Linked DNA regions of Mus musculus: region 2 is linked to region 1. The links are chromatin loops, found by intact Hi-C in ENCODE. Cell type or tissue: heart. All regions are shown on one strand. Each heading gives the region's core, and the rest is flanking DNA. Links, peaks and the distances in the headings are about the cores only.

Region 1 (7,120 bases), core at 1,289-6,288:
GGTGACATTAATCTCTAAAATCCTTCCAGGGATGCAAGATTTTTTTTGTGTTCGTTATCTTCCATGTAAAGGGAAGGTCTAATGTTTTCCATTGACTTTCAACTCTTATTTCACAGGTGGATGAACCAATGTGCATTTTCTGATATTTTTTATCACTAGTATGCAGTCTATACTGGAGAAGTAGCCACAGACTGAGTTTGGGGACATACCATGAATCTGATGTTCTCTGAGGTTCCATTGATCATTTGACCTCCATAAGCCCTACCTGGAGGACCTTTTTGTGGTGTTCCAGAATCAATGCCCATGCAGAGCTCATGTTCAACAGGTTCCCAAAGGTCTTATTTATTTTCCACACAGTTACTCTAGAAAAATACTGTATGGCTCTTTACTTTTAAAAGGGTTGTAATAAAACTTATAGTAATTGCAGCAAGGTCCCTCTTGAAAAAGACATGCCATACTCTTTATTTGAATGGTTTTGAGTCTGTAAACTTGTCCAAATCAGGAAATTTATTGATGGGCCATGATTTTTCTTTTGCTATAATTCGGGATAACTTTTGTTATTCACCCATTCTGGAATTTTCTACTTCTGCAGATCAAGCAAGGACTAACTTAGTATCCTTCATATCTATTTCATTTCTCAGAGCACTGTGACTAACTAATGCCAAAGGTATACATATGTCAAACCATTATAAACATGACTTTGCCTGTGTTGTAACATTCACACTGCCAACTCAGCCCTTGCTAATCTAGGTTCCTAATCATGCCATGATATTTTAATTATTGAAATAGGCAGCTGCAGCACCCCACTAGAAATGTCTGGCATACACCAAAAGTATTAAGCAGTAGTAATGAGCTCTTTAGATACAGCCTGGTACTCATCTTATGAGTTTCTTTTTTTTTCTTTTCAACACTGCTTATGCTATAACATTATCAATTTCTTCTATTCTTTTTGGTGTGGGTATGTTGTGTAACATTTTCCTCTAAGATTGAAACATTCCATCCTGCAAGAGACTTCCTTAAGGCAGAAGACAAACAACTAAATACAGTTTAGGAAGTCCCTAAAACTGACTGGGTTCACTAGGCCCTTCCTTCTCAGAGTAAGGAATAGAAACTGTTGAAAGTCACTGTCAGACAATCGAAGCCACAAGGAAGACTCTGAGATCAGACTGGATACCTAGAAGAAGCAGAAACTAGCCATGCTGCCTGGAAGAGGTTTAGACCAATGGAGTCACTTGGTAAGAACACTCTCCAGTCTTTTGAGCTGCCTACATCTATGCAATGTGATCCAGATCCCCAGTATTCCTGAGTTGTTACCCATCCTCGGATAGGCTTTGGTGACACTGCTGTTTTTGAGTTATTTCTGCTCCTGTAAGTACCCCCCATATTCCTATAAGTAATCATAGTAAAACTTAGTTCACAAAGTTGGACTTTGCTGATATCTATACTTTCTTTGTCATGGGCTTCCTGTCTATGATGAGTAGATGTGTGTTGGTCTTCTAGAAAAAAAGTTTTGTCATACAATGTGCATGATTGGGGGGAGGGCTATTATTCCTCAGCAACTTTGCTATTTAAGAGAAAGTCTTTTGGTTGGCCTAGAACTCATCGATTAGTATAGGATGACTGGTCAGTACACTTCTGGGATCTGCCTGTCTCCACTTCCCCAGTGCTAAGATTGTAAGTTGCATGCCGTGGCACACATAAATATAGTTTCCGGTGATTAAACAATGAATGCTTCCATGCTAAGTGCTTTCCTGAGTGACCTGTCTCCCAGCCCACAAATCTGTTTTCTATCCTTTTATCAACAAGACATCTTTTGGGCCCTCGTACTGTGGAAAATAGGCTTCAAATAGCAAATCCTGTCCATCATTCTATCGTTTCTGAGCCTTTGAATCCCATGATCAACCTTAAGCCAAGACATGTCAGTCATGCTCAATTCTTTCATAGTACCCGTCTTTTGATGCAGTCTTTAAGTCAAACATATAAACTCTTAGCCCCTTTTAAAACTATGTCTGCTGCATCAGTAAAACTGGAACTCTCTGCTCACTGCTCATGTATCAACAAACTGATCCAGCCTGTGTTTCTTCCATCATCCTCCCACGTGCTTGATACTCATTCCCACAAATATTCTCCACATGTCTGTTTGTGTGAATTAAAAAAGTCAAGTTCTTTAAGGGTATAATGCATCTCCTCATTGGTTGCACTCTGTTCCTTACTTCTAGGGTCCCAGTGAGCTCTAGGTCTGGTTGTAGGTCTAATACTATAACCAAACCTAGGTTATAGGTCTAGAGGTAAAGGTGAGTGGTGAAAATGGGCCCTTGATGTGTCATAAGCACTTTCAGGCAACAAACAAACGTGACTTTAGTCTCTGGGTGGTGTCAGCACCTCCAGGAAGCCTTTCAAACCAGCCAGCATTAGGCTTCTTCCGACTTGTCCTAGTATTTTATCCCTTTTACTCTCAAAACAGTTGTGGATAAACTGGTAGCCTTCCAATTATACATTTGCCTCTCATCTCCCGAGATTTTATTACAGACCTCTCTATGTCCCCAGAGTCAGCACATAATGAACTCTCAGAACATACTTGATAGTTTCCCATCATCTTCTCACTTGCTCTCTGCCCCCTTCTCTGTGCATTTTGTTCCTGCCTCTGTGCACAGCCTGCCCTAGCGTGGTGAGTTCTCACTCAAGGGCCTTGACATTCAGGATCTGTCTGCGTACTTCCTCTTGCTCTCTGTAAGAAGACCGTATTTTCTTCTCTATAATTACACCTAGTCCCATGTAATCTCTGGGTCTCTCCAGTCCTTCCCCAAAAGCGCTTGCCTGGCGTGGTGACTTGATTTGGGTCAAGAAGCCACAGTTAATAGTGACAGCAAGAAGACAGAACCAAAAAGAGCAAACGAAGAAGGGTTTCAGGTGAGCACGAAGCCACAGATTGCTGATTTTAGGCTGGTCTGGAACCCCACAGCCTCATGGTATGCCTGTGAGCAGGCAAGAGAGAAAAATTCAGCCATGTAGCTAGGGAGCTTAGAACTACAAAAGTAAGAGCTGGAGGGGGCAGCAGGGAAACTGAGCTGCATAGCTTGCTTAAGTCTTCTTCTAATGAACAATTACTTTTCCAAGAAGAAAACTAGAACAGACCCCACCCCAACATAGAAGAACTGAATTTCAAAATAAATGAAAGACGTGGTTTTGCTTTCATTCCCCTTTCACATACTTGTCATCCAACCACTAACTCACATACCCACACCTCCACACCACACTCACATAACACACACATATACACATATACAACACACACACACCTCCATATACCCATACCATACTCGCATACCATACATATATACACATATACAACACATGTACACACACAGAGACACAGACATCCATACACCCACACCATACTCACATACAAAACACATTCATTACACATCCAGACACACGCTCACATACCACTGCCACCACTAACATCCCACCTTGATGCTTAGAATGGTCTCTGAAGATTTCTTGGCTTGTTGATAGTCAAGTTTGAATATTTCTACTTAAGAAAAATCATGCATGAGTTTATTAAGAATGGACCCAAATCTGAGAGTCACTGGTTTCCTTGTTTTCTAATAATTAATTTATACTACCACCCTGGTCAAAACCGAGAAAACTTATTCTATAGATACGTCTGTCTTCCTAGTGTCAGGGCTGATAAACCACCTCAGTGTGGACCTGACTTTAGGAGGCATGTCACTGCAAAACTTTGAAAATGGATCTAACTTTGCTCAGAAAGGAGAAACTGTATAGCATCCACACTGAGGTTGTTTGTAAAAATTAAGACCAAAGTGAACCTGCTTGGCAGGCCGGAAAGGAAGCCCTTGTTTCTGTGTGCATGAGTGGTTTTACACCACCATCCAGTGGCAGAAAAGCAATATTGCACCTAAAAATGGTTCTTGTGTCCTGTCTTTATTTTTAATTCTGTCTTCAGTTCCGAGAAGACAGATTCTTCTCCTTCCTTCTTCTATGACCCACAGTGACCTCATCATCTCAGAGTCTTAAAACGTACAGACTTAAAGCCTAGTGTCTGTATGTGAGTATTTTTTGAGGGGGGAGAGAGCTTTGAAAAACCTTCCTGGATGATGAACCCCCAGTTGACAGCAGTCTGAGAAAGCTAATTCCTGAGTGCTAATTCTGGCTCTTCATTTTACCTTCTGTTGTTATTTTTCTTTTGTTTTTTTTCTTTATCTGGCAGTCGAGATCAGACCCAGAGCTATGGACATGCAAGGCAAGCACTCTACTCACTGAGCTGCATCCTCAGATTTGGAGTGTTGGGGATCAAGGTGTTGCTATGTGACTCAGTCTGGCACTGACCTCATTATGCATCCCAAGCTGACCTCAACCTGGCAATCTTCCTGCCTGGACCTCCCAATACTAAGATTATAGGCAAATAACCCACATACTGTTGGAGAAAACATCAGTGATTAAAAAGCACAAAGTATGGTGCCTGAAGAGAAACCATATGTCCAAGTCCAGAACAGCAGACAATAAGCCAAACTTCTTTACTTCCTCTTTATTATGATTCTATTTTCTAAGTGGCAACCACACTTGCGATGGGTGAGATTATGTTTTGTTCCTAAAACGCGGAGAAGGCGCCCTTGCCTGTCACCCTGGGTGACCTGTACGGGCCACACAGCCAGCTGTTAAGACAGCTTCCTCTTTGATGTCGCCTTTGGATGTGTTTCTGACTCTAATTCACAAACTTCCAGATTAAACTGAGAAAAAAAAAATGTCTTGCTTTCCAGTACAAAGTTCTAATCATGTCTTTGTTTTTCAATTGCTGAAGTAATTTGGAATAAGTATTCATTGTTTATAATGGAAGTGTTATTTTATCCCTAGCCTTTGTTTCTCTTACTGGAAAAATAGAGTGTGGAGGGAATGGCCTTAGAGAACTAGAAGGTGTCTTACCCTTCTAGAACATGGAGGCAAAATTCCTTAGGATTCTAGACTATCAAAATCCTTAACCTTTAACTTGTCAAAGGTACACACACACACACACACACACACACATATATATATATCAACTTCTGGGAGAATGGTATATGAGGAAAAGGGTGTATTTTATAGGACCTTCCAGGTGAAATATCATCAAATGAATAGTTATGTTAATATAATAGACATGATTTTAGTGTATTGATGCATTTGTGGGAGTGAAGGAAAATAAATCTATGAACTAAATAGTGACAGTTACAGACTAATGCATTGTGAGTTATCAGTGAGCCTGAGGAGGCTTGACTGCCTGGAACTAAGTATTGATGTCACTCTGCAATTGCCACCCAACTAGGGTTTTAGATCATACAACTTAGATCCAATAGTGTAGTCAACAGCTTAATTAAATAAACACAAGAAATACAGAGAGAAAGAAATGAAAATCTGGACAATCTCAAAACCCACAGATATGAGAATGTCCTGATAAAGAGTTCAAAAGTCATGTGTAAAAGAGTAAAAGAGATTAAAAAAAAAAGAGTAGATAATACTAGCAAAAAAAAAAAAAAAGACAAGAAAAATATAAAAACATCAAGGCAAATTCTAGAAAGAGCTACATAAAACTTATAGATTACAAATACAAATAAATGAATGAGCCAACAGAGAGAGCAGAGCTGAAGACACAATTATAGAATTGGAAAGCAACTTAAAGGAGCTACCTCTCACAAAGCTCAAGTGGTATAGGGATGAGATAAACTCTCTCTGGGCCCTCCAAAGGCTCAAAGATGGAGTCTATGAAATATATTGACACTGAATTATGTGACTTATAGATGTGAGTGTGGGGATTATAAGACTCAAGGAATTCCCAGCCTGACTGAAGTTTTTAAAAAGGTTTCTAGTTACAAAACAGAGTGGGCTTAGGCATTCTAGCAGAGAAATAGCTACAAGTTATGCAAGTGCACGATGAGGAAGTGGGAATGCTGAAGATTGCCTTGCCGTGCAGAAGTCTCTTGGGCAACCAACCCTGTTTTGGAGAAGCCCTGGGATGTAACCTGTAACAATGTAGCATTGGCCTTCTTTTGTGAATCCATCTTCTTTTGTGGGTAGGATTTTAAAGAGGGATTATATGGAGACCATGCTCCCTTTGCAGAGAGTTATTTTTGGGCAGATCTTCAGAGAAGGCTTTTTCTTCTGATTCGGCTCCCTTTGAGTGATGGACAGGAAAGTTAGGGGGGGGGGTCAGAGAGACTATAATCATTCTTTACTCAAAGCACTTATTATGTCCAAGTGCATACTTTGATGTGTGCACTCGATACTCTGCACATTAGGGGGACCAATAATTGTATGTATGAATATATGACTTAGAGGCATAGATGGAGGGAACAAATATGAGCATTGTTAGAGTCCCGTCAGAGGAAGCTGGTTGCACACATGCAAAGGGACAAAGTGATGTGGGGGTTAAGAAGGTAACTTCTCAACAATGAGCTTGCATGAGGAATGTAAGGGTGAGGACAGCGGAACTCTGAGTTTGATGAATTATGTCCTTATCTTTACAGCAGATCCCAGGAAACCTGGGACTCACCAAACAACAGAAAAATATAAGAATATAGATCTGTGGATGTGTTTAAAAGGTAGAAGTTGTTAGACTGGCCTTTGGAGGGAGCAAGAGACATGGAAAGAATATAGTCCATAGCGGTGGGCTCTGGCATGTCAGATTATGGGTCCCTGGTACATTTTCCTTTTTTTGTTTGCAAAGCTCTACATAAACAGCTGTTAGTGTACACTGTGTAGGGTCATATAAATTTTATGTACCTTCTTAGGACCTTCAGATGAGTTACGAATCAAAATAAACATAAAACAGCTTGAAAGAAGAAACCCAAATTACACACACAGCAGTGCCATCTAAGCATGAGACTCAGTCTGGAGGCGGCGGCGTCAGGCTGTATATGCATATTGAGTGTATGTTTGGGATAAGAACATATGTGGTGAATAAAGACTGGCATGTTAGCAGCTAAGAGTCTCTAAAGTGATAAACACCCTTTGAGGAGCAGTTCTTCTCAGCAGAGGGACCTGTAATTAGAAGAATCTCCTTTATAAATGTGAAGTCACCTTACTACCACTACATCTATAATTTCTTACAATAACTACCTAGCAATAT
Region 2 (5,000 bases), core at 1-5,000, 67 kb before region 1:
TCCATTCCCTTCCAACTCCACAAGTCCTTGGGCCATAGTTTCACTCTGGATCCATTTTACCTTCATATTGAGACAACTAACTGGGTAAGTCCACAGGAAGGCTCCAAGCGACTCAGGCTGTGGAGGTCTGAGTTACGACTAATATGTGTCTCCTTAGCCAGTGGTTTATTCTTGCACACAGAGGCATCTCCAGTTCCCTCTCTGCTTACCTCAGCAGTACAGAAAGAGTTTTCTTTTCCGAGAGGAGCTAGTTGCTAGTAAATACTGCACCCAAACTGTAGGAGGCTGCCCTAGAATCTACCACACAATCATGAGAGGTTGGGGCAGAGAGGTGGGTTAGAAGTCCTGTCTCATTCCTGTTTCACAGAAGAAAGATGGGGTGATGTCCCAAGGCCAGCTCTAAAGACTGATAATCCATGTTGAGGCTTGATTGCTGTGTCATGGCTACCTATAACTTGCCAGATTCAGATTCTGAAAACCCATCTATCCTGAGTTCCTCAACTGTCCATCAGCTGGCACCTTAACATATCAATTCCAGTCCTTGGCTAGTCCAGGCACCAGGGCTAGCCCTACCTTTACTAATCAGACTTTGTCTTGTTAGAAGGCCACATCTGCCTTTCTTAGTCTTTCAGAGCCCCCAAACAAGTGGGCCCTTCATAATTTTTTTTTAAATGAGAGCAATGATTGCCCTAGTCAGTGTGGTGGGGCCCTCCCTTGCTGAGGAAAACCAGTGGTGGTTGCTAAGCAACATTTAGAAGGTCTAGATTGGTTTCTGATCCTGGATGACCTCCATTTGTGTACTTCGCCATGTGTATTTTATGGCTACCTTTGGATGACTTTGGACAACTTTGTTTTTGGTATGCATTGGCCTGCCCTTAGTAATAGGATCACAGGAGAATTCATTTAGGCGTGGATATAAGGGAGATGGTATTCCTCTGTTTACTTGCATGAGCACACTGACCCCTTCTGTAAAGATACAGAAGGTGTGTAGTTTACTTAGCCCCATGGCTAAAAACCACCATCCTCTACCACACAGACTGATGAACCGCGAATCCCAACAGGTTTCTATGACAAAGAAAAGTTATATGAAGGACAGAGGGGAAACAAAGTATCTTGCCATATATGATTCATTTTTGGCCTGCTCTCGTCTCCTGAACAGAGCAGCCAACCAAACCACTAAATAGTCCTCCTTACCCTCTTCAGACTGTTAAATGAGGATTAGTGGGTGGATCCTAGTAGGTCTGACTCTTCTTCTAGAATGAAAGTTGATTGAAACCCTAAGAGAACTTGTGTTTGCTCTTTTGCTTGCTTTTTCCCCAACTGCTTTGCATGGCCATTTGAGGTGTCCCATTGGTGTTTGTTGAAAACATGACAGAATGGTTTGATTGAGGTGGGACAGTCCTAGTGGACTCCAAAATGTTTGCAAGTATTTCAGAGATATCAAAGAAACCAAAATGCCTGGCTATTATATCTATTATATTTGGCTAAATTTTGTGCAGGGGGTGGGGTGGAGGATTAGATACGAGATCATTAGTCTCTAAGCTTTTATGTAAGATATGTTTACTGTAGTTTAAAGTTTGTTACTTTGCGAAACACTAGCAGACCAATCAGTACTCATTAAGCTGTCTTTCCCAACTTCCCAGTCTTCAGTAAGAGCTAGTTTCATGGCTTGGAGAGGCCATAGTGACAGGGTTATATCTTAACACATAACTTGGAATTTATGCAATTCACCTGGAGTTCAAAATTGCACTGAGGTTCAACATGTAGTCTAAAAGCAGAAATGATTGACCCAGAGGTGTCGGGCTACACTTGAAAACATACACACATACACAAGCAGGAATACCCAGAAAGACAGTGGTTGTATCTCTGAGGACAGTGGGAGGTACAGTGAGCCAACAGGCAGAGACTCAGGTTCAGCCTCGCTTCACCTCAAAAGGCATCTCTCTGGGGAAGCAATGGTTTGACCTGAGTCTTAGATGCCTGAAGTGAAGCTATTGTCAGAGGCAGGATGCTCATTTGGAAAGGGAATTGCCTCACAGGAAAGAGAGCCAATTACAAGTTCGGGCTGTTGCCATGGTGCTTTGCTGATCCTTCAACATGCAATACAGGAACTCCGAGGAAGGCTAGGAAATAGGATGTAGGGGAGGTGGGGAGAAATGAAGTCAGCTAGGGCAAGGCATCCCACTGCCTGCACTGTAATGCTGACAAGAAGAGGCTGGCAGGGGAGCCAGGAAAAGAATGTCATTTTCAGCATGTCCTGGGTTGCTAAAATGAAACTAAAATAATTTAACTCTGAGACATTTCTAGCATGAATTATAAGACGTAACAGCCGTAAAATATCAAATAAGCATAACGCCAGATAAATCGTTGTTCATGCAGCAAATGCTATCTCAGATTTTCTAGCGTACTCCGGACCCTACACGGAAAGGTTATGAATTTAATCCATTTGCAGAATATGATGTAATAAGCATATTAATGAACTTACTGAGTGCAGAAAATTGCACACTGCATATGAAGTACTTTTTGAACCAAATAAATTAATTCCATCCCCATTCAGTCCACGGGGAAAAGAGACTAATGCATCGGCACCCAGTTGGTGGGCAAATAATGTACCAAAAGCTGGTAGGAAAGAAATTCTCCTACCCTGGAAGCCAAGTCAGAAAGCAGTTACAGTTCTAACCTTTTCCAATTTAAAAAAAAAAAATTAAAAGCAAAGCTCGGCGTCAATTAATCAAATGTACCATCACTTGGAAGCAATTAGAAGAGCTGAGTGCTGCTGTGTCAGGCTGCATCTGCAGAGGGCTGTCTGCAGAGGAAGAGAGGGTTAAAGAACACCTAGCTGGAACGGGGGAGGGTAGGACCTCAGGTTTACTTAAATATTCATGGGGCTTCCTCCATTTTAATCTTCTCCTTTTTAAAAGATGGCTGTTTCCCAGTCAGACAGCTCCCGAGGGGAAAGAGATTCCCTGCTCCCTGGCAGAGTTGGACTAATCTAGGGTGGAAACCCCTCCGGGCACCAGGACTGTTCCTAACTGAAGAAGTGCTTCAAACCGGCCAGCTGAATACAGGCTCTTGCTCCTCCTTCGTACAATTCCGGGTTTCATTACTCTCTTCTGCCTGGAAATAAGCAGGGAGGGAGGGAGCGAGCGCATAGGCTTCTTGCAAGGATGGGGTGTGAATGAAGACCAGCTTGCTGTGGATTAGGGAGTACCACCCGTCTGGAAGGCTTTGTCTTTTCTAAGTTTTGGTTCTTTATCCACTGGAACTGCAGAGGTTTCCTGATCCCCCTGGAGACCGCTCTCTTAGAACTGAATTCTTTCAAAGGGATCTGTGGATTGTGGCAAGAAGAGCTTCCAAAATGCCTGAGGCAAACTATTTATTATCTGTTTCTTGGGGTTATATCAAGGTGGGTTAATCTGATTGTGTTCTGTGTCTCTGATAGAATGTGATTGTTTTATGTCCCTCTGTATTTCATGGAGTGGACGGCATGAGCAGTGGTTTAATTTGTATGTACGGTTAGCCCACAGGTGCTTCTTAAAATGAAATAAGACATGTTTTCTTGCCTTGTATTTTAATGTACTGTAATGTGTTTCAATTCTGGTTCTTCTCAACTCTGTTTTAAAAAAATGCTTTCTGCTCTTCTTTTCATTTTTTCTTAAACTTTTCACTTAATCTGTTTTCACTGAATACGTTATCACATCAAACTATATTTTTAGGATTATCCCCAGTTTTCCTAATTCAAGTGACATTATTTTGGCCTTTATTAAAATTTCTTTTCCTGAGTTTGCCACTTCAAAAATCAACCAGAAAACAATTTTAAGAGATTTTAACAACTATTTTTTTTCCTACAGTGACATTGGGATGCTTTCAAATTGAGGGGACATTGTGATTTCTATTGTAGCCCTCATTAACCTAATGAAATTGGCTGATGATACAGTCTCTTGGTTCCTAGAAAGTGAAGTTGGAAGTACAGCAATCCAGCAATCGTTTGCTCTTTCCCAGACACTTAATGCATTTTCTTTTCTTTATAAACAGTTCAAAAGGATGCTGAACCGGGAGCTGACACACCTCTCAGAGATGAGCAGATCAGGGAACCAGGTGTCTGAGTACATTTCAAACACGTTCTTAGGTAAGATGCTAACAGAAAAACCCACTGAGCTTCTGCAGGGTGAATTTTTACAGTCTACCAAGGGCATCCCTGTGAATTTGGAGTGAGGTTAAATGCAGAAAAAAATCCATCCAAAAAATGAGCTAAAGTCATTTTCTATAGGAAAACAATAAGCAAGAAGATATTTCTGAAATGAAAATACCCTTTGAACCTCAGGCTATGGTGGGCTGCTTGCATTTATATGGTTTCTCATTACTGCCCCGGTCCTGCAGGGACCTCTAGAGCAGCTGAAGGTCTGCAACCTTACCCAGCAACACTAGCATCTCTTTAAAAAAAAAAATCTTCTTGTAACTGGTTTAAGACAAGAAGCTTTCCTTTTAGGTGTTTGTAAGGGTCATGCATGCAGAGTCCCAGAGAGCATATTCTGGAAAAAATTGACTGTCGCTTTGGTGGATTATTTCTTAAAGATGAATGCATGTGTGTAGGGGGTAGGGCTGGTGTCTGAGAGGCCTTGTTTTCTCTAAGCTGTACCGTTGTCTTCTCATTCTGATGGTTTTCTGCTCTCTGCAGTTATGTGGACGGGACTTCACACAGAGCACTGGCCATAGGTTTGCAGGGGTGGTCCTCAGTTCCTCCCAGGGTCTTGTTTGACCCTTGGGAATTTCTTACATTTTCTTAAGGGGAACTTTTGTATCATGAACCCATTCTGCCTGTTTTAATGAGGACTGCAGAACTGGTCTATCTGTACCTCAAAATGCATGAGAAACCCTGACATTTGGATTCTTCCTGCTCTGAACTATACTTGCTTACGCAGCTCCTTATTTGATTCCCCCAAGGAAGTGACCCATTCTTCCAGCTGAGCATCCCTGCTTTCTTTTTGGCACAGCCCCTT

Evidence for each region. A loop is a pair of places that touch in the nucleus more often than their neighbours do. Peaks named below come from ENCODE experiments on the same cell type or tissue, not always from the same donor. Only the 100,000 strongest peaks of a DNase experiment are listed, where the experiment ranks them.
Region 2: it touches region 1 in a loop (2.3-fold over the local background); 3 of 42 quality-filtered maps call a loop at or near these places.

The regions. Positions count from the first base shown.
Region 1 is chr4:102,652,827-102,659,946 of GRCm38, forward strand. No RefSeq gene overlaps it. Among named protein-coding and RNA genes, the nearest start is that of Gm24869, 80 kb to the right of the region's middle. In heart, for the core only: a CTCF peak has its summit at 3,896 (motif pointing left); a DNase peak (open chromatin) is centred at 5,955.
Region 2 is chr4:102,586,796-102,591,795 of GRCm38, forward strand. It overlaps Pde4b (phosphodiesterase 4B, cAMP specific), which reads left to right. Exons shown (of 15, transcript NM_019840.2): 7 at 4,036-4,129. Among named protein-coding and RNA genes, the nearest start is that of Gm52667, 20 kb to the left of the region's middle. In heart, for the core only: no CTCF peak of the experiment used is centred there; DNase peaks (open chromatin) are centred at 2,056 and 3,046; H3K4me3 peaks cover 704 bases; H3K27ac peaks cover 480 bases.